Linked DNA regions of Mus musculus: regions 1, 2, 4 and 5 are each linked to region 3. The links are chromatin loops, found by intact Hi-C in ENCODE. Cell type or tissue: heart. All regions are shown on one strand. Region 1 overlaps Scg5 (secretogranin V). Region 2 overlaps Scg5 (secretogranin V). Region 3 holds the start of Gm13963 (a long non-coding RNA gene). Region 4 has its middle 20 kb from the start of Tmco5b. Region 5 overlaps Fmn1 (formin 1).

What was found. Peaks named below come from ENCODE experiments on the same cell type or tissue, not always from the same donor. Only the 100,000 strongest peaks of a DNase experiment are listed, where the experiment ranks them.
Region 1: a loop joins it to region 3, with 4 times the contacts of the local background. A loop is called at or near these places in 3 of 42 quality-filtered maps.
Region 2: a loop joins it to region 3, with 2.7 times the contacts of the local background. A loop is called at or near these places in 2 of 42 quality-filtered maps.
Region 4: a loop joins it to region 3, with 2.2 times the contacts of the local background. A loop is called at or near these places in 8 of 42 quality-filtered maps.
Region 5: a loop joins it to region 3, with 10 times the contacts of the local background. A loop is called at or near these places in 14 of 42 quality-filtered maps.

What each region holds. Positions count from the first base shown.
Region 1 is chr2:113,805,499-113,810,498 of GRCm38, reverse strand. The region is part of intron 2 of Scg5 (secretogranin V); the gene reads left to right. Among named protein-coding and RNA genes, the nearest start is that of Scg5, 21 kb to the left of the region's middle. In heart, a CTCF peak has its summit at 2,615 (motif pointing right); no DNase peak of the experiment used is centred here.
Region 2 is chr2:113,821,082-113,826,081 of GRCm38, reverse strand. All of the region lies in intron 2 of Scg5 (secretogranin V), which reads left to right. Among named protein-coding and RNA genes, the nearest start is that of Scg5, 5.5 kb to the left of the region's middle. In heart, a CTCF peak has its summit at 1,936 (motif pointing right); no DNase peak of the experiment used is centred here.
Region 3 is chr2:113,388,287-113,393,286 of GRCm38, reverse strand. All of the region lies in intron 2 of Fmn1 (formin 1), which reads right to left. It overlaps Gm13963 (a long non-coding RNA gene), which reads left to right and starts at 1,525. Exons shown (of 2, transcript XR_003954049.1): 1 at 1,525-2,176. In heart, a CTCF peak has its summit at 2,169 (motif pointing left); no DNase peak of the experiment used is centred here.
Region 4 is chr2:113,303,309-113,308,308 of GRCm38, reverse strand. No RefSeq gene overlaps it. Among named protein-coding and RNA genes, the nearest start is that of Tmco5b, 20 kb to the right of the region's middle. In heart, a CTCF peak has its summit at 2,773 (motif pointing left); no DNase peak of the experiment used is centred here; H3K27me3 peaks cover 325 bases.
Region 5 is chr2:113,466,949-113,471,948 of GRCm38, reverse strand. All of the region lies in intron 4 of Fmn1 (formin 1), which reads right to left. Among named protein-coding and RNA genes, the nearest start is that of Gm13963, 78 kb to the right of the region's middle. In heart, a CTCF peak has its summit at 2,222 (motif pointing right); no DNase peak of the experiment used is centred here.

The DNA.
Region 1 (5,000 bases), 420 kb before region 3:
TTCATGAAGGTTCAGTGTCCTAGTTCCCTTCCCCCAGGCAAAACGACACGGGAGCAGGTCAGGGTTGCTCTGGGTAAAAGCCTGTAAGCCTAAGAGCTAATCCTGTACATGGCTCCTTTACCTACACACTGGGGATTTGACCTCTATCTCCACTCTCATTAATATGGGTGGCCTATTTGCTCTTATTAAAAGAAAAAGGGGGAGATGTTGGGAGCCGCCCCCACATTCGCCGTTACAAGATGGCGCTGACAGCTGTGTTCTAAGTGGTAAACAAATAATCTGCGCATGTGCCAAGGGTATCTTATGACTACTTGTGCTCTGCCTTCCCCGTGACGTCAACTCGGCCGATGGGCTGCAGCCAATCAGGGAGTGACACGTCCGAGGCGAAGGAGAATGCTCCTTAAGAGGGACGGGGTTTCGTTTTCTCTCTCTCTTGCTTCTTGCTCTCTTGCTTCTTGCACTCTGGCTCCTGAAGATGTAAGCAATAAAGTTTTGCCGCAGAAGATTCTGGTCTGTGGTGTTCTTCCTGGCCGGTCGTGAGAACGCGTCTAATAACAGCTTATGTTTCTTAAATACTGGACATAGATAGAGTCTCCACATGAAGGGTAAAAACAGATCTGTAAAATACTTATTCAAAGGGAAATGTTCTAGTAGAAGGGAAATAATCCCCATTTTGTGTCTACCGTGGCCCAGTATGTTATTTATTACAATTTTTGTCTTCATAAATCCTATGTTCTGTTTTGCAGTGGAAGTGGTTGAGCAGTGTGCAAAGACAGGCTTAGGACATAGAATCTAGATTTGGCTCACTTGTATTTGAATCTAGAGCAGAATTTGCACCCTCACCACTGTTGATACCTAGGCTGCAGCATTTCCCGTTGACGGTCCACATCCCTAGCCTCTGCCCATTAGAGGGCAGTAGATTTTCCCCAATGGGACAGCTCAAAACATCTTCAGGTGATTTTAAATGTTCCTAGCAGGTTAAGATCTTCTGTTGAAATTTAGTTCTCTGCAATGTATATGTGCGAGTGTATATATATGTGTGTGTATGCACATACATATGATGTGATGTATGTGTACGTATATACATTATGTGTGTGTGTGTGTCTATATATGTATGTACATATATCTCTCCTTCCTTTTCATCTCTTCCTTCTCCTATCTGTCTTTTTCTTACCCTTGCATATTCAAAACAAAATTTGGGAAGTAACTTTAAGGACTCTAATTATGTTTAAACCTTTTTAAATATGAAAGTAATAAAAGCATTGTGAATCATTAGTACAAAATGTTAAAGATTATTTATAGTCTTACCACTTAGAAGGTTCCATGTTTGACATCTATTTAGTTTATGTATTTATCCTGTGTGTGTGCATACTTGTATGTGTGTGTGTGTGTGTGTTTAGGGCCCTTTTACTTTGGTAATTTCCTCTAATGGATAGCCTTGAAAATAACACTTCAAATAAAGGTTTTTACAGTTATCTGTGGGGAGATTGCTGGGGGCTGTACGCACGTGAGTGCAGAGGCCAGAAGACATGGTCATCTTCCTTGCAGTGGTCATCACAGGAGGTTGTGCGCTTCCTGTTGTGGGTGCTGGGAACCAAACTCAGGTCCTCTGTAAGAACAGTAAATGCTCTTGACCACTGAGCCATCTCTCCCACCTTCATAAATAGTGTTTGTCTGTATTTCGTAGGTAATATTCCAGCAAAATATTCTATATCCTAACAAGTTAATGTCATGATTTTTAGTAACTGCATCACATCCTCTTATACAAATATACACAGTGCAAACATCCCCCAAGTGGTGGGCACTTAGAGTTTTTCCAATTTATTATTTTCATAAATATTTCCTTACTGACTATATATGCACATGACCCTTCATGTAGACACCTGATAAATTTCCTAGGGTGTGCATTTCAGGGAAAAGAATAATTTGACCAAACTCTATATATTTTTAGGTTCTATTTCCTCAACTACTGTCAAGTTGCTCTCAACTGTTTAACCAATGGCTGCAGTGTTTCTCTCTTCTTCCATCTCCTCCTTCCCTCTCTCCCTCTACTCTACTCATGGACAGCGTTTCCATTTGTCTTCTATGACAACTGCCCTTTAAAAACTCCTTGAAAGGTAAAACTGGTATCTTAATGTTTTTTCTTTTTTTCTTTTCTTTACTTTTTTTTTTTTCTTTTTTTTTTTTTTTTTTTTTTTTGGTTTTTCGAGACAGGGTTTCTCTGTATAGCCCTGGCTGTCCTGGAACTCACTTTGCAGACCAGGCTGACCTCGAACTCAGAAATTCGCCTGCCTCTGCCTCCCAAGTGCTGGGATTAAAGGCGTGTACCACCAACGCCCGGCACCTTAATGTTTTAATTAGTATTTATTTCGTGATCTACAAACCTGCACATCTTTCCGTCCCTGTGTTTTTCTTATTCTTTGAAGTGTTTGTTAACAAGATGCATTCCTTCTTCACCAGCTGTAATTGCGCCTGACTGACTCTTTCATAGAACCTTGAGTTTTCACAATCAGACTTGCAGCAAAAGTTTTTCTAAGATTTTTAGTACAAGTAGAGAAATATTGGAGTGAAAATTCGGGAGAAGACGGGGAATTAATTGTGTGATGGCCACCAGGCGGCGCCATTGGCTCAGAATAGAATCATTGCTCTGGCGAGTAGGAGGCTATTACTTGACCCAGGGTCCTGAGCTGGGCTAAGTGAAGATCCTTGAGAGCTCTTTCCTGCATAGAACACCACTGGTCGGGTTTGTAGTTAACCTGACAGTGACCATGAGTGGGCCCGATGCGTTTGTATGTGGTCAGGGCCATTCCTGTTTTTGCTTAAAATATGTGACAGCTGTGCTTTACACAGTTGCCTAATAAACTGTACAGTTTCATGGTTTTCTGTGTATTCGTGTCACAGCAATCCATTTTAGAATATTTTTTATCATCTCAGAAAGGAACTTTATCTCTTTTTTCATCCCTGCCATCTCTCCCACCTCCTCTCCCCTTTCCCAGTACTGGAAGAGCACTGACTAATCTCAATTCTACCCCTGGGCCTACTTTCACAGTGACTTTACATACCTGGAACCTCCAGTAGGTGTTCTTTGTGATGTGGATTTGGTTGCTTTAGGCTGACAGTGCTGCCCCATCTGGCTTCCTGGCAGGAGACAGGGGCACTTTCAGGTCTGCTTGAAACAGTGACCTTTTAATATGATGGTTCTTCACTGTTTAGCCGGGAATGCTAGGATGGAAGATTTCTGGGCCCCAGGCCTCCCAGCAGCTTGGGTTTGGTGCCCTGGGTATCTACAACTGGTGACGCTTGTTTATTAGTAACTCTGACCCCCTGACAACCGAGCTGGCAGCAGTGGGGGGCTCAATCTGGAGGGGGGAAAAAGCCAGGTTTTAAATGGAGGCATCAGAGAAAGAAAGCCTTTCCCTGTGAGCCGCGGTGCCAACTCCAGCTTCAGCCCCTGTCCCTGAGCAGGCCGAGACGCTGCTTACTATCAAGCGCTCCTCCTTGACTTAGCCTGACAACAGGACATATCTGAAGGCCATCAAAACTAATGACATCAGCCTGACTTACTGCTCGGCTGGCAAGGATCTCAGCCCAGCGTAGCAGGAAGAGTGCTCAGTCTGATGCCTGAGGCTCACCAGAAAATTCCACTGGCTGGTGCCCGAGGCTGTTCTGAGACTCCAGTGAGAAGTGCCACAATAAAGCAAACCGATGCATGCGACAGAATCAAGGGTCAGAGTGGGACGTCTGGGAACTTCCTATCCACCCACCACGCGCGTTTCATAGAAAATTGAGTCTGAAGAGCTGACATTCTTTGCTGAAGGAGGGCCTATGACAGCTGTTGATGGAAGGTCAACTGTGGATCTGGGAGGCACGGCTCTCTGCTTCCTCTTTTCTTCCTTTGCCCACCCTTTTCCCACTCCCTTCCTTGGGATCAAAAGAATCAGATCCAATCACTCTAACTTTTCAGAATTGAGTTCTCATTTCTCCATGGCTACAGACCTAGTGGATCTGTAAATATTTGTGCTGAATGGGTCTGAGTTGAAATAATGGCATCTGAAGAAATCATCGATGACTGTAGGAACATCAGAGAGCAGCGTCAAGTTCCTCGGGGCCTGAGTCTTGTGCAACTTGGAAACCCGTGTTAAGAAAAGCAATACAAACTCATATTTCAAAAGGGCTGGAACAGATGGCTCAGTGGTTAAGAACACTGACTGCTATTCCAGAGGACCAAGGTTGGATTCTGAGCACCCACATGACACCTTACAACTCTCTCTAATTACAGATCCAGGGAACCCAGTGCCCTTTTCTGAACTCCACAGGCATCAGACAGACGCATGATGTATAGACTGCATGAAGTCAAAACACCCATGCACATGCAATTGGAAAATAATGGTAATGGCTGCAAGGCCTTTGAAATAGCCACACTCATTGTGCATGCAATGAGGGACTGCATTCAACTTCCCTGTCAGACTACTGCTAGGACTTTGTAGACTGGAATAGACCTGTTTGTAGAAACGACAGCTGGTATACTGGGAAGTATTTCATAACCCTCTTCTCTCATGGAATAAAGACAGCCCTAGAAATAGACGGGTACTGAACACGTGTTCCATGTGAGGAATACCAAAGAGAGCAATGAGGTCTGGAAAGGGCTGCCTCACTCAGGATGTGTGGTACTGAAGCCCAGGTAGAGGGTGAGGCCAGCTTCCTTCCCAGCTACCCACGTCTCAGTTTGTTCTCGGAGAATCTTTCACAGTTATTCTTCTTCTGAGTGCTTTGTCCAAAGGGGAGATCAGCATGGATAAAGCCATTTAGCATTGAGGGGTGAGAACAGGCTCAAGATTTACACAAATTTTTGAAGTTCTGTGTCACGGGTGGAGTCCCTTAAGTCCACATCACTGTCCTGAAGTGAACAGAAGGAAGATGTATGACCAGGGTGGCCTTTCCTCAAAGTGTGCCTGATGTCCCTGAAATAATAGGACAAATGCACACCCAGTAATCTGTCC
Region 2 (5,000 bases), 430 kb before region 3:
ACTGGTGTGGGGGCTTTTAAGAAGCTTGTTAAGGTGACTGACTGGCAGACTTCATTTCCATGCAGTTATCAGCTCAAGTTCCCTTTTTGATGGCTGTCGGCTGGGAAGTCCCTTGGGAAGGACACTGCCTCGAATATTCCTATGCAGAATATCCTGAACAAGAATGTTCTGTTGTGACATTTTACTTCTCCATTATCAGCCCCTTTAATCTGATAAGGGTGCTGCAATAGAGTCCTGGGAGTGACTATCGGCCACCTTTGTTATCTAAGATGATAGCTACTTATCTCCAGTCTCCACCACATGCGGGGGGGGGGGGGGGGGGGGTCTTGTATGTTCAGCAGGTAAGAAGAATCTTGGAGCCAGTTTAGAATTCTGTCTCTTAAAGCTGAGGTGGAAAATGACAGGAAGTAGATCAAAGACAGTGGGCGGATAGAAATGAAGTACAAACCTTGAGCTTTTCCCAGTCCATCCTGGGTTTTAGATGGATGGCCTGGTTCTTATTTTTGTGAACAGATCACTGTTCCACTCGCCCATCTGTCTGTACTCTATGCTCAGAGACTCACTCACACCATGTGGAATAGCTCCTTCCATTCTTTTACCAGCATCAGAGAGAATCAGTTAAAGGTGTCCCTGCTACCCCCTCCTGATTTTTATAGAGAACACACACAGTACATGTATTCCTGTGAAAACTTCAAACCGTATGGAATGGGGTTGCTATGAGTTTTGTTACCAGAGCTCCCTGGATTTAAAGGCCAACCCCATCACTTTCTGGTGCCGTCATCTTTTAGTAAGTTATTTCTTCATTTCTACTTAGCTTAGGCACGCCTCTGTGGGAACCTTAAAAACAGCCAAGAAGTAGCATCTTCCAAATGTATAAAATTGTTGGCCAAAACCAAGACAAAAGGACAAAGTAAAGACTGCCAGGAAGTGAGTGCCCTTCTAAAGGCAACCTCAGGAGGTCGATGGCAGGAGAACGGAGTCTGAGCCGTGTACACACGGCTTGCTTGCTTGCTACGTGAGATCTTGGCGGCCTCTCTGAGAGGTAATTTTCTTATGGATGAAATAAGGCTTCCTTCACATACAGTCATGTGAACTGTTAATAAAAAGACCGCAAGACCCCGCCTCTGTGTGCAGCAGCAGCAGCAGCATGAGGGCTTTACTTGTTTGTCAGTTTTTATTTGTTGTTTGAGACAGGATCTGTTACAGCCCAAGCTGGCTTTGAGCACTGTATGTAGCCATGGATGACCTTGAACTTCTCACACTCCTGCCCCCACCTCCTGGGCTTCTGATCATCTTTCTAACTGCTCATCACCAGCGTTGGTCAGCTTCCACACCTTATGTTTCCGCCCTCCTCCTCCTCCCCCGGCTGCTGGAGCAGGTCTCTGTGACATGGTAAATGCTACTGTTTTCCCTTAGAGGCAGGGTAAGCTAGCAGCTCTCCCAGGGACAGACTCGGAGAGCTGTTTACTAAGGGTGAGGACTTTGGAGAGTAAAAACTGTCTCTGGTGACTGACACTCTTCTTGAATTGGGGTTGATTGAACCAGGACAGATAGTCTAGCCCTTGAATATTAACAGCCTCAGGTTAAAAATAAAAAAAAACCCAAAACAGCAGCAAACTGTTCTCCTAAAGTGTCAGCTGTTTCTTCCTCCAACACTTTAAGCTACTGAATACTTAGCACTGTGGTAACACTAAGTCTCAAACCACTAAACAGACGTTATAAATATTTGATGATTGTAAATTTTATTTATATTGTTAAAATACATCAAAATATTTTTATAACACATTTAGAACCTTAATTTCATTCTTTTCAAAATAAAAGAGAGCTGAAACTTTTAAAAATTGTATCAAATGGGGGGGAAAAAGCCCTTTGTAAGGTGGCATTATTGAAAAGGCAAGTAGATTTTAATAAGCCTATGTTTGGCCAAATTTGAATAAAGGAGCTGCAGTACCTCTACTTTGCCACGAGGTGGCAATAGCTGCCTCCCAATCAAAGGCTGACAGAACCGGGGCAGTAAACATGGAAGAGGAGTCTCACTTTGTTTCTGGAGAGTCTCTTTCTGCATTTAGAAGGAGGAGGGGATGTGGAAAGGAGGGACAAAGTGAGATAGGGAGGGAGGGAGGGAGGGAGGGAGGGAGGGAGGGAGGGAGGGAGGGAGGGAGGGAGGGAGGGAGGGAGAAGGAAGGAAGGGAGGGAGGGCTGTCTCTTAGCCCAGATAACTTTTCTAAAGTCTCTTTGTAGTTTTCCCCATTCTAGAGGAACCAATGATAACTTTGCCTGCGTCGGTGTCTCCAGTTTTTCCTATGCCCTCTGAGGCTGCCTTGAAATCACTCACACAACTGAAATTCTTGTAAAAAAAAAAAAAAAAGAAGACCTTGGAAAATGATTTTAAATATCCTGTGTGGATTAGCTGCCTGGATACAAATCTTAAAACGTTTTACATGCAGGTAGGCTAGGGAAGATGAAAATGATTGTGTCGTTAAGGCTCTCCAGCGTGTCTGGAAAGGCATGAGGATGGTTCTTTGGATATGCGGAACACAAGACAGATGTAGGGGGAGGGCATTTTGGAGTCCTCTCCTTGACAGGAGTGGCTGAGGCTATCGAGTGGATGAGCTGTCTAGGCAAACATTGCTGATGGGGACAGAGCACCTAAGACGAAGTTCTGAAGAACTTGACACAAAAGGGCTAGGCACCCCAAGCACTGGAAAATTGGGTGGAGTCAGGAGGATTATAAATTTGAGGGTGGCCAACTTTAGACAGTGAGTTCCAGGTTGGTTTGGGTCCATAATGCGGCCTTGTCTCACAATCACAAATTCCAAGTAGTAGACTCAGTAGCTGTAAAGAAGGTTATGGCACTTCAAAGAATAAGCAGAAATTGTCACTATCCATGACTATTGAACAATATAAAGTATTGGTTCATCCCCCAAATAAATAAGATTTTCTTATGGTATTGTCTTAGCTAGGATTACTGCTGCTGTAATGAAACATGACCAAAAGCAACTGGGGGAAGAAAGGGTTTAGTTAGCTTACACATCTACATTGTAGTCCATCCCTGAAGGAAGTCAGGAATTCAAACAGGGCCTGTACCTGGAGGCAGGAGCTGATGCAGAGACCATGGAAAGATGCTGCTTACTGGCTCACTCCTCATGGCCTACTCAGCCTGCTTTCTTAGAGAACCCAGGACCACCAGCCCAGGGGTAGCCCTGCAATGGGCTGGACCCTCCCTATCAATCACAAATGTTCTACAACCTCATCTTATGGAGGCCTTTGCTCAATTGAGTCTCCCTCCTGTCAGATAACTCCAGCATCTCTCAAGGTGACAGAAAACCAGCAAGCACAGAGGTCAAAGAGGGCCATAGAAAAGCAGCAAAATTAGCAAGGTGAAATTTCATGCCTAGCAGCTGCTAACTTAGAGAAGTCAGTTATTTGGAGCCCAGCTTGTCTTCATCCGCCCAGGTGACTCGGTCTACTGCTCGCAGCTCTTGACCGTCTAGATCAGGCCCCGGCTGAGGTGTTTGATGACAGCCTGCTTCACGCTTCAGGGCTAGCTGACTCTTGACATGGCCGAGAGGCCGGAGAATTCATGGAGGACAGTTGCACCCCCTCCACATTGGGGGTTCAGACTTCAGTATAATTTTTAAGGGGACATAAACACTGAGTGCTTATTCCAGCTAGTGTCCATCTGTGGGTACAGGGCCTGAGCTAGAGCTTCTTGTGAGCTCTGTAGCCTAACTCATTCTTCCGAACACCAAGTCCCAGCTGTGTGCAGCCTTCATGGAGAAGCAGCATTTAAACCATGCGCTCGGCCCATTTCTGTGACCGTAACCTGAATGGAACAAGTGGGGACAGTGAACTTTGCTGCCTCTAAATTCTGATGAGGTTTAAAAAACTCTTATTTTTTTTCTAACCCTTTTTCTCCCACCCCACTTTCCATATTGTTCACACGAGAGTTTGGCAGGTGTCTTAGTCAGGGTTTCTATTCCCGCATGAACCAAGAAGCAAGTTGGGGAGGAAAGGATTTATTCAGCTTGCACTTCCATACTGCTGTTCATCACCAAAGGAAGTCAGGACTGGAACTCAAGCAGGTCAGAAAGCAGGAGCTGTTGCAGAGGCCACGGAGGGATGTTACTTACTGGCTTGCTTCCCCTGGCTTGCTCAGCTTGCTTTCTTATAGAACCAAAGACAACCAGCCCAGAGATGGTCCCACCCACAAGGGGCCCTCCCTGTTTCATCACTAATTGAGAAAATGTCCCACAGCTGGATCTCATGGAGGCACTTCCCCAACTGAAGCTCCTTTCTCTGTGATAACTCCAGCCTGGGTCAAGTTGACACACAAAACCAGCCAGTACAGCAGGGAAAAAAATTAATCTAAGCATAGCATTCCTCCCTTCCCGTCTACTTGTAAGGCACGGCTTCGAAGCTGGCAGCTAAGACTCCTTGCACTTTCCTGAAGTGTGGGCTTAACCCAGGAGGCGTCTTGGTTCCTGGAGAACCTTGGCTCCTGGGGTTTTTTCCTGTCAGGCATTGTCTGTGCAAAGTCCATATCTGTGCAAAGCCCGTGGTGTTTAAACTAGAACTCTGTCTCATGTCACCTGATTCATACCATCTGGAAAAAAAACCCCCGGCAACAAGAAGCACCATGAGTCACCTGGAAAGCCGCAATGAAGGATTTTCCACAGAAAATTGACAAAGTGGATTACGTACACAAAGGGAAGGGAAGAGCAGTAACCCAGTTTTGTGTAACATTTATGGTTCGCAGAGCTGCTTTCCTGTAACTGTCTTATTTGATATAATCATCCTAACGACCGAATCTGTTTATGCTTTCCCGCAGTGGCTTGGGTTTTTTAAGTTTGTTGGCAAGCCAGCTATTTTAGGTCTGAGTACATCTATCCCTGCAGACTTGTATAATCCTGGGCTATTTAGTTGAGAAACGATTATGAGTCTAGGCATTATGGTAAACCACAGGTGATTTTGGTGGCTGGTATTTCAGGGACCTGAGG
Region 3 (5,000 bases):
CACTGCATTCAGAAGACTGCTGAACGCTCAAATGTGGCTACACATATGGAAATATGTACATACTCTGCAAAAACCAAGCATTTAAATCCAGATGTGCCATATACACAACCACGGGACTACAGAGGCCAAAGCAGGAGGATTCTGAGTTCAAGTCCAGCCTAGGCTACATAGCAAGACACTGCATTTAAAAGGCAACCAACCAATCAACTAACAACCAATACGTGTTTTAAATATTTAAAACATATTTTAAATGCTTAGGTACGAACATAAGCATCATGAAATTGTTTAGAAATGTTAATATATGAAAGCAAATGTCAGCATATGAGAACAAAGGTCAACAAAAGCTAAGAATGCAGCAGAAAGCTTTTAAACATTACAGTGAGCCCAAATCTATAACATGTATAAACCTTGATTTTTAAGGGATTCTGATGTCAATAAAACACTGAGCTTTGGTTTTTATAAGATAGATGTGCATTTTAAACCATAAGTTATTAAGTGGTATTTATTCTTAAAAGAATACATTTTAGTTTTATTGTCAAAACACCCAGTGTATTAGGATTTGGTCACTAGCTGTGTTTCTTATGGGAGCTTCAATTCCCTAAGCTTCAGTTTTTCCACATGTGAACAAACAAGAACAAATGGAAACGCTGCCATGGGGCTGAGAGGCGGGTCAGATAAGATGACTGACAGCTATGAAAATGTGTGGCAAAGTACACGGTGTTGTATTAAAATGAGTGTGAGTGGGGCTACTACTTTTACTGATTCAATGGCACTCCTGATCAACTCAAAGGCTATGGCACAAGGAAGTAAAATTTTAAGATGCCTGCTTACCACAGGTCATCAGCATTAGCTCACTGTGTGTGAGCAAGGCCAGCTTGCTCTGAGACAGACTCTTGGGGCGATGGACCCCATAATTATAAAATCTTTTATAAGCTGTGAATGTAGGGTACAAAAGTCTCTGCCTCCCTCGGCACGCATCCTTCCAGACGCCAAGGCTGAGGGGTGATGCAGTGGATGATTAGATCAGCTTGGGCCACTGCTCAACCAACACACCACCAGGAAGCCGATGAGCCTGCAAGCTTAGGGACTTAGAAGAATCAGTGTGAAAAGAGCAGCCAGTACATCCTAGGAAAATGCCCTTGCTGGGTAATCCAACCCAATGATGGAAGCACTCTGCAGTGTCGCTTGATGCTACAGATGCGAGAATGTGCTCTAAAAAGCCCTGCCTACAAACAGCAAATAGACTGAGTACACGTCATTACCTTGACCCTCTCCATTGGAGAAGAACAGAGATGAAGACAACCAGGGTCTAGGACGTGTTCTGAGGGTGCTCTTTCCTCTACCCTCTCTGCAATCATCTAGACTGGTTAGAAGACCAGAAATACTATTTCCCATATCTGGTTAGACAGAATATTTTCTTTCCCTTCCTTTCTTAGCCTGTACCAGTCTAAAACTTCAAAGTGCCACTTCTTAACCTCGGTCACCTTCTATTGTGACTATAAATGGTTCTAACTGAGCAACATATGAGCACGGGACTATTTTCAATATAGCATCCTCCATGCGCGCCGGGCACAGTGCAGCTGCAGCTCCCCTCTAGCAGTTTTGCCTGCTGTCCTCTCTACTGTGCACAGATGAAACGCTATTTTGCACAGATGCTCTGTTTTTCTTCCATAGAACTCTGATTTGACACACTGTGGATAGAGTGGTATTTCGGGCTCCAGGTTTGAAGATGCCCAACTTATCAGGTGACATTACCTTTTCCCCTTATGCACCCCTATATTATGTCACTTGACAAAGGAGCCTCAGCTCAGCTCTGATTTGATATTGTGAGACACAGACATTTCCTGTATTACTGACTTGCACACCTAAGAACAGAGGGGACAACTGCTCACCAACCTGTCTCTCTCTTCTTTGAAGCATCCTCCTGAAAACTTCCAGAGCCTTAGTGATTAGCTTCCTAGCACGCATACGATTTCCTCTGCTAATTCTGTATAATGGCACAACTTGAATTCTTGCTCTACTGTGTCCATGTCTTCCAGAAGGGGGTCATGTCCTGCCTGGACCTGTATGACTTTAACACCCTCTAGGAGACTCCTCAAGTATCCTACTGAGAGAAGACAGGAAGGGCTGTTAAGTCTGTGAGCACACACCTCCCTCTACTGGACGAAACATGAAGGTACATAGGAAAAGGACCACAGAACTCTATAGACTAGAAAAGAGTCTCTTGTTCACTGCCCTGACTGTAGATGAGCAAGTAGAGGCCCACCATGACCTTAAGTCATGGGGAGTTGGGGGAAGAGTACCACAGCTCTGTACCAAGTGTTATCATTATATAAAACTATGCATTCCTCCACAGTTCAGTTTACCAGATCTGTGCATGAGTTCATGGGGGAGGGGGTATTCACATTATAAGTTAAAACCTTCTCTGGTACAACCACCAGCTACAACTCAGAGTGTTGTAAGACAGAACAGTGTTCTGCACTTGCAGTCAAGAGCTGGGGACCCATCTCTATCACAGCATCAGCAGCCTCCATGAGCCCAGGAGGCTGCTGTTAGGACAAGGCTGCACTTCCATTGCCTCTCTGTACCATGAGTGAGTGAGAATAGTCTGGAACTAGGCCTCATCATACAGACATAAGAGCTGTAGGATTCTCTGCAAGTGATGGTGCCCAGCATACAAGCAAAGTCATAATGGCAGTGTAGGGCAAGAGTGCCCACTGAAATGCTCCATATCTGTGTCCCAGTCCTGCCTCGAACACCAATCAGCTGTTGTCTGACCCTAGATAAGTCAGCTCTTGTCTCCAGAGTTCAAGCTTAAGAAGAAATGAGGCTGTGTCTGAATGCCCAAGTTTCTGTATGTTGATAGCTAATGATAAACTACCAGGGTTGATATTTTCTCATAAGGACCCTAACAGCTCCAGGAGTACTCTGATGCATCTAGGAGATAATCAGGGAGTACTGACTATTCTACTTGTTTTATAATAAATGCAACTGAGTCTATACACTGAACTCTTTGCTCAGAGTTCCAAAGAGCACAATTCAACATGTTAACTTCTCACATGTTTGGTGAGTTAACTATCAGACGAGGGCACTACCATCATTCTACAAAGCCTTTATAAGTCATGGCATAAAACACCTGAAAACCACTGTCAGTGGTAAGTACACCCAACAATTTGACCCAATTAATTAGACAGTTGGCTTCACTAATCTTAAATACAAAGTGTAGGAATTCATACAAAAGGCAAATCGAAATACAGTAGGCATGCCACGGGAGATGTATGATGCTTGCCCAAGGGGCAGCAGCGCTGAGCTAACAATGCTTGATCTCCGTCCAGGTCACCAGATAAACAACAGCTCCAGGGAGAAGCATATGCTTGTTGGAGAACAGTTTCAAAGCAGGGTCTCTACTCAGCTGTGTCACTGCTCACAGCCCACCCCACCCCACCCCAGTTCCACATTCCTTCTGTAGTCACTGCAGATAGGAGAGGAAGCAGAAGTGCATAGGGCTAGGCTTAGCACAAGTCAGGTCAAGAGCAGGAGCCCGGAAAAGGAGGGGGCCAGGAAAAGCACCATCCCATATGGTGGCTTAACTTGCCTGACACTCAGCTACCTTGCCTTTTATGGAAAATCTACAAATGCATTGGTCAGAAAATCTAAAGATGCATTGGTCTCACAAAGTTTTGCAATTAAAATAAAGGTCACTTAAATGCCTGAAATATTCTGTTCCTAGTTCTTCCTTCAAATTACCCTTGAATATTCTCCCTCCCTGCCTCAACTCACCCTCTATTCATATTAATTAACTAATCTATCTATCTATCTATCTATCTATCTATCTATCTATCTATCTATCATCTATCTATCTATCTATCTATCTATCTATCTATCTATCTATCTATCCATCTTTGGTTTACCAAGAAATGTTGTTAAAAGTGTTAAAAGTCCAAATGAAGTGTAGTTTGACTTGAACACAAGATTGGTAAGACCTAAGGAGTTAAAAATACTAAGAATTGGTTAGTACCAGAGGTTCCTCTGGGCAACCAAGTCTTTTCAAGAGGCCAATATAACATCCCTGGACTCTCTTCCTCTCTTAATTCTCTGTAGAGCCATGTCTCTCAAAATGGACTGCTGATATTAACTCCTGGTGCCAACTGAAGATTTCCCAGCAGACCCTTCAGAGGGCATGCAGTAGAACCTGGTCAGGGAAGAGAATCCTGCTCAGCCTGCTTGCCCACTCTGGCCTGCTTCCCTGTGGCACCTGCTAGAAAAGAGCCTGCCCTTAGATGTGAGGTTGGCAGTTCCCTTTGGAACTGGGGGTGTCTTGGCAGATGCTTGTGAGGCTCGGGAAACCAAGGACTCTGCCTGCCGAGCGCCCTGGGGAGCACTGATGCCCCCACAGGAATGCCACTAGAGTCAGCTGAGTGGCTTCCTCGTGTTTGCAAAACATGTAAAACACATTAAAGTGGAAAGAGTTTCCATCAGCTTCCCTACCAACACTAAACAAGCTAATTTACAGGTCAAAAGGCTACAGATTTTCCTGCATTAGTTGGAGGTCACAGCTGATGTGTTAGTTTATATATTTTGATATTTATCCCTCCAGAATGAATGTGAGCTCTGTGAAGACGGGAATTAGCTTTGCTTTTCTCTGTTGGGTCTATGTCTATTATACCTAGAGGGGTGATAAACCCATGATTATGTTATTTGATGAATGACAAAATGAATTTTGAATGTCTCATAATTACAAACACAAATAACCACAGTGATAGAGCTGTGTACATGGCTTAATTTCACAGTATGCCATTTCATAGTTATAGGGACATCATAATGTAGCTAAGGAGGTGGGGGCACAGGTGACAATATCAGAGTCTTTTTTCCTTAGTATGTAACCTTCCCTATTTTGGCTCCACACTTATTCAGATGGAGATGATCTTTGTCTCAAAGATAGGACTGTTAGGAGTCCTTGAAAAATATTGAGGCAGTGTATGTCTCTTGAAAAATTATGA
Region 4 (5,000 bases), 85 kb after region 3:
GGCAGTGTGGAGAGAGTAGAAGCTATTCATTTTGTTTTGCTTTTTAAAACTCCCCCCTCATAAGCTGATTGGCTCAACCTTAGGGAGTATGAGTTTAAGAGTTTAAGACACACTTCATGTCTGCTGAGTGAGCTCTTTGGAGAAATGGCTTAATATGGAGACTAATATTTTCAAGGTTTCACATACATAAATGACATTCATATAAAGTTAGTAGCTATGTCCAAACTTAAGTGTAAATTGCTTTTAAAGACCACACTCGAAAAACCAAAAAAAAAAAAAAAAAAAAAAAAAAAAAGCAAAAAAGCCACATGCAAAAGGCTAGACAATCCACCACTACAGTTTACCACACAAAGTTCTTACATTGCTATTATCTGAAACTCATCCTCACTATAACATAAAGATGGATGCTGGGCTCTCAGTTCCCAGGAACCTTGGCTCTGTAGAGAATCACAGCTGGAAATATGCAACTTTGTGTTTGAGGCCCAGAGAATTTGACCATTCTACTAACCTCACTGCTGAACTCTCAGCCAGCTGCCTCAAGCCTTTCACAAGCAAAGCCCTGAAGATGGAGATGCCTGTATAATTCAGAATAAAGTCACTTCGTCAAGTGTGGAGTGGAGTGGGGGTGGGGAGATGGGATGGGCCAGGAGGATAGGCATATCTACTTTTAAGTTGAAGAGGGCATTTGTGCTACAATTTTGCTTATTTGTGTGGAGCTACTTGCAAACCATTTTTTATTGGTAAGCTTAGCAATATATGTATATATACACACATATGTATATGTATATATATCGCAAAAGGGATACACACACACACACACACACACACACACACACACACACATATATATATATATATATATATAATCTTCCAATTTTCGCAAAAATGGAAAGAAACAAACACACAAAAAACCCCAGATTCCAAGTAACCTTAGAGATTAGCTGTAACACTACAGCGTAGACACTGTATATGTGTTTGGCATAAGGAAGAGTCTGATTGGGTTATAGGAACATTTCCCAGAACTGGTGTTCTCATCCAGAGAGCCTGAGAAAATAGCCCCTCAATTAAGATTAATATCAGAGCATACAGAGAATAATGGCTTCATTGAAAATTCAATTACGAGCCAAATTCTTTCTCTCTGGTTAGAAATATCTTCCCAATCTCATAAAGATTTGACATGAGCAAGTGAAGGGCAAGAAAAGACACAGATGAGACGAGCTCTTAGAAGCAGGGCTTACAGAACTGCTGTCATCTTTCAGGATTGGAGAGAAAAAGCCAAGGTGAATAGCTAGGAAGTGAGATTTTGAATAGTTAGAAGCGAGGTCTCTGTGTGTCTGTCTCCATGTCAAAGCAGGTCGTAAGAGACCTTGAAGCTGTGTTTGCGGAGAATGTACTTCAAACCCTTGATTTTAGAGTCATCCTGAGATTTTAATGTTTCTAGTTCTCTATATTGAGGTATCCCCATTTTAAGTTTTGGGCAAATGGTGTATGATTTAACACAAACTTCCTCAGCCACATGTCTCTTTGTACTTCACGATCATTCCTCACAGTGACAGAGACTTGATAACAAGCTGGCTTAGCCATTGCAAGCACACACACACACACACACACACACACACGCACACGCACACGCACACGCACACACACACACAGAAAGAGAGAGAGAGACTACTATCAAGAGCAATTTCATGTATTCAGACCTCTAGTTCTTGTTTCCCTTTGTATTTAATCTTCAATAATTCAACCACTCCAAAGTCGTCGTGCTGGAGGTTATAGCAGATGTCCCATCATGAGAAGACTGTGTATGCCTTTGACTCTGGTTCTCTGAGTCTTCTTTTATCTCCCTTGGATTTTAACTAGTCTGCTACTTAGCCACAAATATCAACAGAATCACCCACTATGGCTAACATTTGTTGAAAAACCAACATCCTGCCAGCCACTATGCTTATTGGTTGAGACACCCTTGCATATTCTTGTTTTGTCTGCTAAGGATGCAAAGTTCGACCTCCCTTTTATCCAGGTCATTTCTTAGAGTTCCCTCGAAGGATGAGATGCTGTCCTTGGATAAAAGCCAGGTGTTCATACTTACCTTGCTTGTAACCAAATGGTCCATCTGCAAGCTTATTATCTTCCTCCTGCAACTAGCTCACCTTGTGGCCAGGCATCTACCATGAGATTGACAGTGCCCGCCCCCCAACCCCCCCCCCCCGACTTCGAGGAGCTGTGTTAGATCTAGAGAAGCTGTGCAAATAAGCACGACGCTTCTGCTTCAGCTGTCAGCAGGAAAGTTTTTGTTCCTCAGGAATATTGGAACATCTAGTCTTCTGCCAACATCTTGATGCAGGTTAACTTGCTACTGATGCTGCCTGCATACTTCCCGATAATGCTCTGTACATTGATTAGCACACTGGGTCCCTATAAAATCTATTAAAATTAACAGTCAAGGAGTTGGAGAGATGGCTCATTGATAAAGTCCATGTCATGCAGGGGCAAGGGCTTGAATTCAGACTCCCAGGAACTGAGATTTAAAAGCCCGATGCAGGAACATATGCCTACAATCTCAGTGCTAGGGTTTAGGGCAGAAACAGCTCACCAATTGGTGAGCTTCAGGTTCAGTGAGAGACCCTGTTTCAAAAAGTAAAGTGGAATAGATGGAGAGATGGCTTAGCAATTAATAGCATTGAATGTTCTTGAAGAAAAGCGTCAACTCTGAGCACCTATAGGGCCGCTACCTTCTCTAACTCCAGTCCCAAGGGATCTGATGCCCTCTTCTGGCCTCCATGAGTACTGCATGCACATGACCCACAGACGCCTTACTCCCTCCGAGGTTGTTTCTGCCTTGACTATATCAGTGATAGAGTGTGACCTGAGAGTATAAGCTAAAATTATCCTTTCCTCCCCCAAGTTTCTTCTTATCATGCTGTTTTATAAGAACTTTAGAAACCTTAATTCACTGACAAAAACATTAAAGGAGAACAGGTTTACATTGTCTTAGAGTTCATCATGGCGGAGAGACATGGCGACGGGAAGGGATGGCAGGGAGGCGAAGCTGGTAGCCGGTTGACCACCATCGACATTTAGGAAGTAGAGAGAGGATGGAGAGCAGGGAGTGAAGCCAGGCTATGAAACCTCAAAGCCGCCTCCCAGAGATATACTTCCTCCATCAAGGCTCCACTTCCTACAGATTCCATAACCTCCCCAAACAGTGCAGCCAGCTGAGGACCAAGTGCTCAACACATGAGACTACAGAAGATATTTCATACTCAGAACCATAGCTTCCTGTCCTGGCCCTCTAAGCATGGGAATTATAAGCATGCGTAGTCACACCCACCAGCATTCACTCGACTTCTTGGGAACTGAACTCCGGTCTTCATGCATATGCCGCAAGCACTTGGGGCACTTTATCTACTAAGTCACCTTCCCACCCTGTCACTGTTCATTTAAAGCAGTGTTCTTCTGCTTCTGTAATTCTTCTGGAGTCAGCTTCCTCCTTTTGGGGACAGCAAAAACCTTGGTGCTTTTGCAACATGGACCTTCAGCGCAATCTATAGGTCCAAGATTCCAACTGGGTGGTTCCCTACAAGTGATGGCTTACTTCACTCATATGTCCCTGAGCCAGTGCTCTGCAGCCAGTCTATCTAACCAGCATAGAAGGATGCAGTATGTCTGAGTATATCTCATGCAGAAGGATGGAATATGTCTGAGAGAAGAGCTAGATGCATAGAGGAAATATTAAGAATCATGTGACAGATGGAAGACGACTCAGATATTAAAAACAATGTCTTCATAAAATTCGCAGGCAAATGGATGGAACTTGGAAATGTCATCCTGAGTGAAGTAACCCAGTCACAAAAGAATGCACACGGTATGTACTCACTGATAAGTGGATATTAGCCCAAAAGTTTGGAATATCTAAGATTCAATTCACAGACCATATGAAGCCTAAGAAGAAGGGAGACCAAAATGTGGATGCTTCAGTGCTTCTTAGAAGGGTGAACAAAATACTCACAGGAGGAAACATGGAGACAAAGTGTGGAGCAGAGACCGAAGGAAATGCCATCTAGAGACTGCCTCACCTGGAGACCCATTCCTATATACAGCCACCAAACCTTGACGCTATTGTGGATGCTGGGAAGTGCTTGCTGATATGGATGTCTCCTGAGAGGCTCTGCCAGCGCCTGACAAATACAGAGGCGGATGCTTGCAACCAACCATTGGACTGAGCACGGGGTCCCCGATGTAGGAGAAGGGATTGAAGGAGCTGAGGGGGTTTGCAGCCCCATGGAGGGAGCAACAGTGTCAACAGGCCAGAGCCCTGAGCTCTGGGGACTGGACCACCAACCAAAGAGTACACATGGAGGCACCCGTGGCGTTGGCTGCATATATGGCGGAGAATGGCCTTGTTGGCATCAGTGGGAGGAGAGGTCTTTGTGCCCTAGTGGCTTTGATGCCCCAGTGTAGGGGAATGCCAGGGTGGGAAGATGGTAGGGGGTGGGGGAGTATCCTCACAGAGGCAAGGGAAGGGGGGGATGTGATAGAGGGTTCCCAAAGGGGAGCCTGGAAAGGGGAAAATTTTGAGATATAAAGAAAATATCTAATAAAAAAAAGCAGAAAACAAACACAACAAAACAAACAAACATGTGACAAGGGATGCATGTGTCAGGGAATCCTCTGATTGCACTTTCTGATCAGCTGTGGCCATATCTTTCATCTCCACATAATATAAATGTAGCCTTAGAATCTCGGTCATGTTTACTATCACTGAGATGAAGCACATGAGCAAAGCAGTGGGAGAGAAGGGTTGATTTCACTCACAGCTCCGTTCAATAGCTCATCCTTGAGAGCAGTGAGGGGAGGGACTTAAGCAGCACAGGAACCTGGAGGCGGGAGTTCCTGTACAGGCCATGGAGGCAGGAGTTCCTGTACAGGCCATGGAGGAATGCTGCTTACTGGCTTGCTTCCCACGGCTTGCCCAGTCCGCCTTCTTATACAACCCAGGG
Region 5 (5,000 bases), 79 kb before region 3:
ATATGAGCCAAAGGGCAAGAAAGCCCTTAACCATGACGAGAGAGCCAGACCACACAAATTACAAATTACTGCCCGTAAGTGGGAACCCTCACCCTATCCATGACCCCTAATACCATGAAAAGCCAGGCCAATCCCCTCTCTCTTCCTCAAGTCATGTTAGACCAGCCTTGTAGGCTTGACCTATTTGTCCTGAAAATCTCAGGATGTACTCAAAAACAAAACAAAACAAAAAACCCCTTTCACATGTTCTGTGTGGATTCAGTGTACACAAGGTCTCAGCATCTGAATCAGATTAGGGGCAGAAGGTCCATGTTGTCCCTTCAAAAAGAATGAAGCTGTACAGAGGTTAAGTGGATAATGGATCAACTGATTATCTTTCTATATGTACACAGAAATAATAATAATTTCTTCACCCAAACAACACAGCACTGGACAGCAGATGAGAGAAATACCATAATTCAGTGATTATAATTCTCAATACTGATTTCTTTAGGCAGAAACATAAGAATTACCAGCATTAAAAGATGAGGAGTGGGAGTGGGTGGGTGGGTTGGTGAGCAACCTCATAGAAACCGGGGCCTGGGGGAGGGGACAGGGGAGTTAACTGGGAAGGGGGATAACATTTGAAATGTAAATAAATAAGATAACCAATATAAAAAATGAGGAGAGCCCTCAACTCCCTAAGCTTACTAATATCCTGTTGTTCTGTGCCAACTGCTTAGGGAATTAAAATACTAATTCTCCCAGAGTGATGCTATTAGGAGGTGGGATCTCTGAGTGCAAACTGGGTCAGGAGGAAAAAAGTTACCATGAACCAATGCATGGAATTGTGTTCTTTTAAAAGAGTCTCCCTTTTATCTCCTTCACCTTGAGGAGACATAAGAAGTATCTACCTAACAGGAACATAGCCAGTTGTGAACCAGGAAATGGATCCTCCCCGACCCCAGTCGTAACCTTGAACTTGGACTTCCGGGTCATCGAAACTGTAAGAAAAGATTTTCTTTTGTTTATAAGCTTCACAGCTTATGGAATGTTGGTTATAGTAGCTTAACCAGATAGCTTCTCTCGCCGAGCCTGGCACTGAATTGAGCACCGAGTGTGGATAACAGTGAGAAGAACAGAACGCATGCCCAAACTCAAAGGTCTTTCGAGGTTTACATCTTTGATATGTAAGGAGCTTCATGGCAGACCGTCTGGTATGAAATCATTAAATCTGTGTTGTCTCAAAAGGCCTTACTTGCTCTTCTCTAAATGTTTTATTTGCAGATGTGGATTGGAGCACGGCTAGAAAATTATTCATCTACTTCCACCCTGTTTCCTTTGATGTATAGAAAATCCCCTTGCTTTTGATTCGGCCACCTGACTAGCTTCAGCTGCTGGAATACAGGAGGTATGAAGAGAAAGGCCTTAGATTTGATGACAGCTTTGCTTGCCTCTCAAAGTGCTGTTCTGCTTTTAGGTAAGAACACACCTTGAGTGCCTGCTACTTCCTCAGCCTGGGTCCCAGAGATGCACAGACTCAAACCCTAGGCACAGTAGACAGGGAAGCAAGCTTGGAAGGGCCCAGTCTAGTTCATACAAACCAACACGTATTCTCTATATCCATGCAAAGAAATGGTTGTTACTCGGAGCTATTAGATGTTTCGCTGGCTTGTTACACAGCATTCATTGTTGCTGCTAGCGAGCAACCGTTAATGGGCATGTTTGGCAAGTTTTCAGCTCCCTGCATATATTTCAGAGAATTAGAGACATGAGACATATTCTCTCCAGACAACATAGACTGGCACGTGAAGCAGTTAATGAACCCAACATCTATATACTGCTTTATACTAAAAATCTGAGCAAGGAACAGCACTTGTGTCTTTTTGTTCTGGGATACTGATGTACAACAGGTTCAAAGGTCAGTGTTCATATCTGTGACTCTGAACATCACCTGTTTTAAGCATTGAGAGTTTGACCCCATTGCTGGGTTACCTCAGAGAAAGTAGCCATTCCATCAAATCCTACCTGCCTTGGACAAGCTGCCTTTTCACTTCATCCTCTTACTCCTATTTCCTGTTCTATTAGGATTAAAATGCCAAGAAGTTTAGAATTCCAGGATGCCAGCATAATAAAGCTTTCTATTTCTACTCTTCAAGACACACACTGAGAATAAAATGTAAAAAAAAAAACAAAAAAACAAAAAAAAAACCCACAACTAAAAGTACCTGATTCTACCACTAGATGGCAGTCACAACACTGCACATTGGAATGTCCTAAGAAGCACCACAACTCCTGAAGGCTTGTTAGGGTGGAGGGATGAGGGGTAGGCGCGCCTGGCCTGGGGGTGGGGAACTGAACCAAAGCTAAGAACTCCTCTCATTCAGAAAGAGAATGGATGTGGGGCTACTTGAGAAGAAACAGAACAAATGCAGGATTTTTCCAACCATAAATCTAAAAAAGACAAGCATGACCCAATGGGCTTCTGGGTGTTCTAGGCTAGAGTTTGCTTGGCCCTCTTCCATGTCTATGCAGCACTGATAAATCAATGATAACGCAAGAGAATCAAACCACAGGTGAGTTGCTAAACAGAACATCCTAGACAGCTGGGTGATAAAGCAACCATGTGATGTCAGGTGTCAAGGGGCAAGACAGTTAGCTCACAGTCACCAGGACTTAGTACTCTTAGGGTTGGGAATCCAAGGTTTATAGCTCACAACCTAGCTGAGGTGTGCTTCCCTGGGTGGGAAGAAGAGCTGAACAAACCATCAGCTAGGCACCAAAGAGCAAGCTTCAGATCTTAAATCCCTGTGCCATGCTTGTGCTAATGACTACTTATACAGCATCTATACCAAATCAGGTAGGAACCCCTAGACACCATGCCTATGAGATGTACTTCCAATCTATAGGCCTTGCATAGACCAGGAGAAACAACTGCAAAATGCACGATTCCTCAAATTATTCTATAGATAGGAGCCTTCGGGCCAAACCTCTAACTTGCACCACAAAGAAAACAAACAATCAAGGCAGACGAGATCAACAATAGAAATATTAAATCACCCAATAGAAAATTTAAATATCAAATGCACTGAAAATGTTTCGCTATTTTCGGAATCTGTACCTAGTCTAAAATAAGAAGAATCACTGCTAACAAAAATGACGATATCACACTTTTAAAATAAGGCTGAGAAAACAACAGTGGTGATTACAGAGACTTGACATGGCAAACCTGAACACAGGCACCAAGATTAAAAAAAAACTCAAGCACTCTCACATAAACTCTAGTCCTAAAAGCATTTTTGAGTAGAAGATACTGAAAATTAAAAGGTTTTCATGGTATAAGAAAAGAAAATTAAGAAAGAGTCATAGAGCTAGGGAAGGGACACAGCAGGTAAAAGCGCTTGTATAAACATAAAGACCTGAGTTCAAATCCCTAGCATTCAAAAACAACACCCCCCCCAAAAAAAAAAACCAACCAAACAAAACAAAACTCTAGCCTCCTGTACTGCAGCCCTGTGGGAGTGAGGAGATATGAGGCTCTTCAAGGGCTGCTGACTGCCAGCCCAGCTTTCAGGTTCACACACATACACACACACACACACACACACACACACACACACACACACACATATATACACACACACACACATATATACACATACACACACACACACATATATACACACATACACACACACATACACACACACACACACACACACACACACACACACACACACACCTGTCTCAAGGAAAGGTTGAGCAGCAGCTGGCAATTAAGGAACTTTGGCATTGATATAGAGATAGCAAAATGGCACGTGGTGTGATGTATTTGTGTGTGTGGAGCTCAGAGGGCAACTTGCAGAGTAGATTTTCACCTTATGGATCCCAGGGATTGAGCTCAGGTCCTGAGCTTGTTGGCAAAGGCCTTTACCCATCAAGCCATTTCACTGACTAGTACTCATTGGATTTATCAAGCACTCAGCAAATTTCAAAAATAATGGTGAAACTTGAGACAAATCCGTTAATGTAGGATTAGTGTACCAATTTTCACAGTATATTTATTGAGTTACATAGTGCTAATGAGAGTCAATATGTTGATTTTATATAATTCATAGAACTATATCAATAAATCTTGTGTTGAATTAAAATATAATTGAATGCATCAGTAGAGAAGCATCTGCGATTATTTTGTTAACTATATGTAATGTGTCTGCTACTATGCTTTCTAAATCTTTATGTCTGCTCCCATAGATTACTGATGCTATCCGCCAAGCTCCTGGAGGGAAGCTCCCTATTCTTTTATTATGGGAAATGGTTACTGAATAATAACCAGCCAAGCTCCCAGCTATATGTGGAAAAAAAAAAAAAAGCAGGAATTTATGCCATTCCCTTACCATTGTGGAGGAGGGGGATGGAAAGAATATAAGAATTAAGGAAGGGATGAACTGCTGTGTAATTATTTCCTCTCATTGAAACAATCCCTTCTGAAAGGAAGATTAGTAACCTTGTAAAACTCAAGGAGTAAAGGAAACTTACAAGTCTCAGACTAAATCGTATGAAGCCGGAGGAAGTTCCTGAAATTTACAGGATTCACAAGGCCCCTCCACAGTGTTGTATAATGGGTAAGTAATTTCTGAGAAGACACTCTGATTCAGAGTGCTGCCTTTAGGTTTTGTAAAGAGTTCCAGGGATGGAGCTTTTGTGAGTTATTGACCACTGTACTGGTTAGTTTTTATGTCAACCTGACACAAGACAATCTTTAAAGAGGAAACTTTTGTCGAAGAAAACCTGCCCCTATCAGATTAGCCCAGAGGCAAGCTTGTAGGGCATTTTCTTGGTTGACATTGAAGGGCCCAGCCCACTGTGGGCAGTGCTGCTTCCAAACCAGAAGCCAAAATGAGTAAGCCATGGAGAGCAATATGCATAAGCAGTGTTCAAACTTGAGTTCCTGCTGACTTCTTTTTGTAGTGGAGATGAACTATAAACTACAAGCTAAACAAACAAACTAACAAACAAAA